Regions from separate parts of the Homo sapiens genome. Here region 2 is linked to region 1. The links are chromatin contacts, found by Hi-C or POLR2A ChIA-PET in ENCODE. All regions are on one chromosome and are shown on one strand. The core of a region is the stretch at or near the end of the contact, and the rest is flanking DNA. Distances in the headings are between cores, read along the strand shown.

The links. A loop is a pair of places that touch in the nucleus more often than their neighbours do. ChIA-PET counts read pairs that join two places held with the same protein, here RNA polymerase II (POLR2A). Pooled maps may share reads with other maps.
Region 2: a pooled map shows a loop between it and region 1 (7-fold over the local background). The contact joins the promoter of AP1G2 here to the promoter of C14orf93 in region 1. A Hi-C loop is called at or near these places in 1 of 37 single-sample maps with no recorded cell type and 6 of 50 pooled maps. POLR2A ChIA-PET finds 5 or more read pairs at or near these places in 4 of 52 experiments (HEK293T, activated B cell, activated CD4-positive, alpha-beta T cell and 1 more).

The regions. Positions count from the first base shown.
Region 1 is chr14:23,008,778-23,011,630 of GRCh38, reverse strand. It overlaps C14orf93 (chromosome 14 open reading frame 93), which reads left to right and starts at 1,488. Exons shown (of 7, transcript NM_021944.4): 1 at 1,488-1,530. It overlaps LOC124903286 (a long non-coding RNA gene), which reads right to left. Exons shown (of 2, transcript XR_007064075.1): 2 at 2,647-2,853. RefSeq lists a silencer at 1,150-1,499.
Region 2 is chr14:23,566,284-23,569,136 of GRCh38, reverse strand. It overlaps AP1G2 (adaptor related protein complex 1 subunit gamma 2), which reads left to right and starts at 1,346. Exons shown (of 22, transcript NM_003917.5): 1 at 1,346-1,398; 2 at 1,818-2,026; 3 at 2,451-2,575; 4 at 2,718-2,853. The coding sequence starts at 1,823. JPH4 (junctophilin 4) reads left to right here. Exons shown (of 6, transcript NM_001146028.2): 6 at 1-1,099. AP1G2-AS1 (AP1G2 antisense RNA 1) reads right to left here. Exons shown (of 4, transcript NR_110555.1): 3 at 1,715-2,853; 4 at 1,061-1,448. RefSeq lists silencers at 155-254, 1,244-1,293 and enhancers at 1,774-2,013, 2,044-2,133.

The DNA.
Region 1 (2,853 bases), core at 239-2,738:
TTCCTGGATGGAAAAACAATTTTAAGATATGATCACTGACCTCAAACAGTTTACTGGAGTGAAATTACTAAAATATGTGAATCAAGGTAGAGTTACGTGCCGCTAACTGGAGTACACATGAAATTCATGTTGATGGGAGCGGAGAGAAGGAAGTAAGCAGTCTGTGCTGAAAGAGAATGGATAAAAATTGACCAGTCAGGGAAGGGGAGACGCATAATTCAGGCCAAAAAAAAAAAAAAAAGCCACTTGAGTAAAGGAATAATACAAGATTGATAAGACGAGCGTAGAGGGAACTAAGAACAAATATGTGCCCAGGCGCGGTGGCTCACGCCTGTAATCCCAGCACTTTGGGAGGCCAAGGCGGGAGGATAACTTGAGGTCAAGAGCTCAAAACCAGCCTGGCCAACATGGTGAAACCCCGTCACTACTTAAAAAAAAAAAATAGCCGGGCGTGGTGGCATATATCCGTAATCCCAGCTACTCGGGAGGCTGAGGCAGGAGAATCGCTTGAGCCTCGGAGGTGGGGGTTGCAGTGAGCCGAGATCACATCACTGAAAAAAAAAAAAAAAAGGCAGGGTGGGCACATCACCTCAAGTCAGGAGTTCAGGACCAGCCTGGCCAACATGGCGAAACCCTGTCTCTACCAAAAACAAAAAAAATTAGCTGGGTGCAGTGGCGCACGCCTGTAGTCCCAGCTTCTTGGGAGGCTGAGGCAGGAGAATCGCTTGGGCGGGGTGGGGGTGGGGGTGGGGGTGGGGGCGGAGGGGCGGAGTTTACAGTGAGCGAAGATCATACCACTGCACTCCAGCCTGGGTGACAGAGCGAGACTCTGTCTAAATAAATAAATAAATAACAAATAGGTGGGTGGGACCAGATTATGGGTGGCTTAAAATCCAGGTATACCAGCTGTCTTCCTGGAAATAAAGAGGAGCCACTTTAGTTTTGAGAATGTGGTCTGAGCCAGGTAGATAAACTGGGAGCTCGGGCTGAAGTGTAAGACTTCAGAAAGATGTTCCATACGTGAATGTTCATTTAAACGTGGGGGTGTTAAGCAACACACGTGACCCAGAGACATTTCACCTGGAAACCGGAGTAGGGCCCACGCACCAAGTCCCTGATGTTTAATTGCAGTCTAGAATGTTACTGACTAGTTCACTCAATTTAACAAAGTGTCCGGAGGTCGCTCACTGGATTGTTATGCTGGTGACTGGGCCTTGTTTCACTGAGAAAAAAAGATGGGAAAGGGTGACAGGACGGTGAGAAAGTGAAAGGGAGAGAGGTGGGAAAGGGGTCTGCCAAGGTCCAGGCGAGGTTGGGGGTCGGGGGTCCGGCGGCCCTCAGGGCCCCCCCCGCCCCCAACTCCGGGGTTGGCGCCTCGGGCGCGGCGCGTGTGCTTGCGGGCGGGGCGCCCCGCGGCCGCGGACGGCCAATCCGGGAGGGCGTCCGGGGAGGGGCGGGGCTTGCCGGCTCGGGCTCCGCGAGTCCTCCTTTTTGCACACACACGAATACAAAGAGCCATACGACCTTCGGGTATCCTTTTTCCATTTTTTTTCCTCCTTAATCTTGTGTGTGTTTTCAAATTTTTTAAAAATAGAGATCTGTAGCAGTGTTGGGGTGAGGAAACTGTTGCTAAGGGGAATTTGCTCTTTCCCCCATTTCTTTTTCTGTCTCTCTTCCTCTTTCTTTTTCCTGGTCAAGGTTTTAAATATACCAAGAAGTTGAGAAGCAGGATGGCCGTGTACAACCGTTTCCGGCCAAATTTATAGTTTTTTTTTCTTTTTTTTAAATCACATTTTAAGAACTGGTAGATTTTTGTGGTTGAGGGACTTTAAAAATTTAGCCGCTTGGGAAGTACAGAATTTTTTAAGCGGGCTGAAGGGATAATGTAAATTTCTGCCACAGGCAACATCGAAGGAAGCAGAGAGATTTGAGGCTCCCTCATAAAGCCGTTTGCGTGCTTTTTACACACCCACCCCCCCAGAACCAAAACCAAGTGGCTGGGATGTGGCACTTGTCCAAGGCCAATAAGTTAATATTGGGATATTATAATGGAGACATTCATTTCCCTAGGGAAGGGGGAAAGACCTTAATTACAGTGTGTCTTTCACACACATTTTCATTAGAACATTTGTGTGTGTGTGTGTGTGTTTCTTGAAACAAATTTGTAAAGTTATAACTTGGGGTTATTTGTGTATATGTACAATATGTGTGTATATGTGCCATATCAGATTTTATTTTCAAAAGTGATAAATATATCTGGTTTTATGTGTGCAAAGTATCCCCTAGGATGTGAATTTTTTTCCGTTGTCTTCCCAAATGTGATCAAAATATTTTGTGTGCAAAGCAGAGCTTAGAAGAAATCCTATGCTTAGCATACTTAGGCACTTTCTATGTGCATTTACTATATTTTTCTGCTCCTAAAGGATCAGAATAATGAATAATTAAATAATTGCCAAGGAGTATATAGTCCATGTGGCAAATGAGAGTAGGCAATTTATTGAATCTGTGGTTCAAAGCCTTCAGTGACTGTTTTGCCTAAGTGGTTTTGCTTTTTATTGTCTCACGTTCTTAAGTGTACAGCTGTGTATATTTTGGCCTTTATGTGTGGTTTGGTTGGTGTGTTCAGAAGGGAAGTTCTTTCTTGGCTTTTTGACAAAATGGTCGTTTATTGGTTGGAATATTCGAAAAGCTCCACAGCTGGCAAAGTATCAGGAAAAAAATCCAGTCAAGTGTAATTCTCAAAAACTGTTCATGGTGATGGTGATGGGGAGCCAAGAGGATGCAAAGGCAAATAATAGAAGGGATAAGAAATGCCTTTTGGTTATCATGTTGCATTTTTAGAATGGAAAGCTT
Region 2 (2,853 bases), core at 97-2,596, 560 kb before region 1:
GGGCCTGCTGTCCCTCTGAGGCCTAGTGAAAAAGCTGCAGGAGGTGCATCCTCCACCTCTAATCTTGGAGGCTATTATCTTACCTCCAAGCACTGAGCTGGGTTACTGCCCAATTCCATCCTTCCCTGAAGGAGAGAAGGGAAGTGAAAAGTAGAGTAACTCCCCAGCATTTCCCTCTTTTTCTCCTCATCGGCCAGCCCCTCCTCCAGCCCCCTCTGGTGGCATGCCATGCCAAGAGCAACGTGTAAAGGAACAGAGAATATCCAATGCAGTCAAGTCCACCCTGCCCAGACTTTGCCACTGACTTCTCCCACCCTTCTGTCTCCCCCATAATAGTTTATTTGGTTGGTCTGGACTCACTTGTGGCCTTTGATTAAATTCCTAAGGGGCCTGAAGAAGACATTTCTACTGCAGAGGGTTAGAGGCACTTGAGCAAGGCCCCCACATCCCAACTCTGGGAGTTGTGGTGGGAGGAGGCACTTCTGGGGGATAGGACCAGACAAGATAACAGGAGCTCACATGGAAGCAGAAGCTGTGACAAGTTTAGTAGTCCCAAAATGGGTTATATCCCTTCCCCCTTTACATCAGAATCTTGTGAAATGGGAAAACAACAGAAGGAGGGGATCAAAGATAGCTGATCTCACATGCTTCCCAGGCAGGGCAGAGGTGGGAGTCAAACCCGGGTGACAGGTGGGTGGAGAGCCCTGTTTGAGGTTGTGGCTGATCCCTCTCTGGTATTAGTTTTTCCCCTGGGAGCAGGAAGCCCTAGGAAGAGGGGACTGCAGGGTCCCCAGGGGATCTTTCCTCCCTCCCCTGCATGAGGCAGAGGCAAGCTGCCTGCCAACCCCCTCCCTCAAGGAATGGCCTTGCCCAGGAATGCCCACCACACATACCCTCTTCTTTTTTTCTAGTCAAACTCTTGTTTATTCCTTGGCTTGCCTCCCTCCTTCCTCCCCTCTCAACCTTTACTTCTGATTTCTATTTCATGGAATTTGGGATTGAAGTTAAACTACAACAGTGCCGCCAACACCAAGTCTTGCAGGAAAAAAATACAAAGAAATTTAACAAAAAAAATATATTAATAAAAAAGTTCAAAAAAGGGGGGGGATTGTCATCTCCTTTGGGGTGCGATGGCTTCAAATCCAAACTGAGGCTCTCCGGGTGGTAAGGATGTGCGAGGAGGCCTCTTGAAGAACTCCAGGCCTATCATGCTGTCTCTCCGCTAAAGCCTGAGGCCCGAGGTCAGAGGATTCAGGAAGGCTCTGCAGTCGGCCCAGGAGGGCGGGGTCCCGTGGTGGAGGCGGGGAGAGGGAAGGACCGCACGGAGCACCAACCCCTGCTCGGCCCCGTACCAGGAAGCGCTGGGGGGCAGAGGAGCGGAGTTGAGGCAGAAGCCAGGTGAGGCTGGAGTCCTGGGGTAGGCAGGCTGTCGCTGCCGCTGCCGCTGCCTGAGATGGAAATCGGGGGAGGAAGCTCGCGGAAGAAACAGCGGAGGGTCGTGGAAAAAAAAGCAATGGCTGAGCTAGGGATGGGGTACCAGGTAGGGGGAGGAAACGGTAGAGAGAAATAGGTGGGGCTCCCGCGCATGCTCAATAGGAAGGGGCGCCGGTGGGGTGCGGACGCATGCGTAGTGGGCTTCTCGGGCGGTGGGGTGGGCGCGGAATTTGGAGACCCACTTCGGGAAAGGTAAAATGCGGGCGCAATTTTAGGGTACCTGTGGGACCCGGGCTCTTAGGGTCTTGACACAGGACGGGCCTGGGCCGAAAGCCCAGGCACGCCCGACCAGAGAGTGTTTCTCCACTCCCGGACTCTGCCAGTCAGGATGGTGGTGCCTTCGCTGAAGCTTCAGGACCTCATCGAAGAGATTCGCGGGGCCAAGACTCAGGCCCAGGAGCGGGAGGTGATCCAAAAGGAGTGTGCCCACATCCGGGCCTCCTTCCGCGACGGGGACCCAGTGCACAGGCACCGGCAGCTGGCCAAACTGCTCTACGTCCACATGTTGGGCTACCCCGCCCACTTTGGACAGGTACTGGCCAGGAATACCTCCCTCCTGAGCTTGATGAAGGCTAGTGGGGCAGAGTCCCAGACTCTCTCACCTGTTTATGCCCTGGTTTTTTAAATTCTACAATTTCAGAGTCTTCACAGCCTGCACTGCAAACCTCTTTCCCCATTGCTACCCCTACTGGTCATCAGCTGGCCTGAACCCTTCATTCTCTGGCCAGCCTCCTTTAGGGCAGGCATCTCCTCCTCTCCGCTCCCATCCTCCTCAACTCCTAGTTCCTCCTACCCACTAACGCCTGAATTTCCTAAGCTTCTCCTCTTGTTGAAGGGAGAGTGATGAGATATGATGCCCCACAGGTTAATCTGGTTTTAAAGAGGAAGATGGAACAGGGATGTGAGTGTCTATGGTTTCACCCCTGCCTCTTCCTGGTCTGCCCCCTTCACTATAGATGGAGTGCCTGAAACTGATCGCCTCCTCCAGATTCACAGACAAGAGGGTGGGCTACCTGGGGGCCATGCTTCTATTGGATGAGAGGCACGATGCCCACCTGCTCATTACCAACAGCATCAAGAAGTGAGAGGGTTCTGGCAATCACTTGGAATCAGGGAGATGGGAGAGTAGGGACCTTGGAAATCCCAGGGGACTGCCTGTTGTGGGTATTGAAAAGGACTGATTTTCTCAGAGGTTTGACTGACCGTCCTCCCAAACCCTGCAGTGACCTGAGCCAGGGGATTCAGCCAGTACAAGGCCTGGCCTTGTGCACTTTGAGCACCATGGGCTCTGCTGAGATGTGCCGAGACCTGGCCCCAGAGGTGGAGAAACTGCTCCTGCAGCCCAGTCCCTACGTGCGC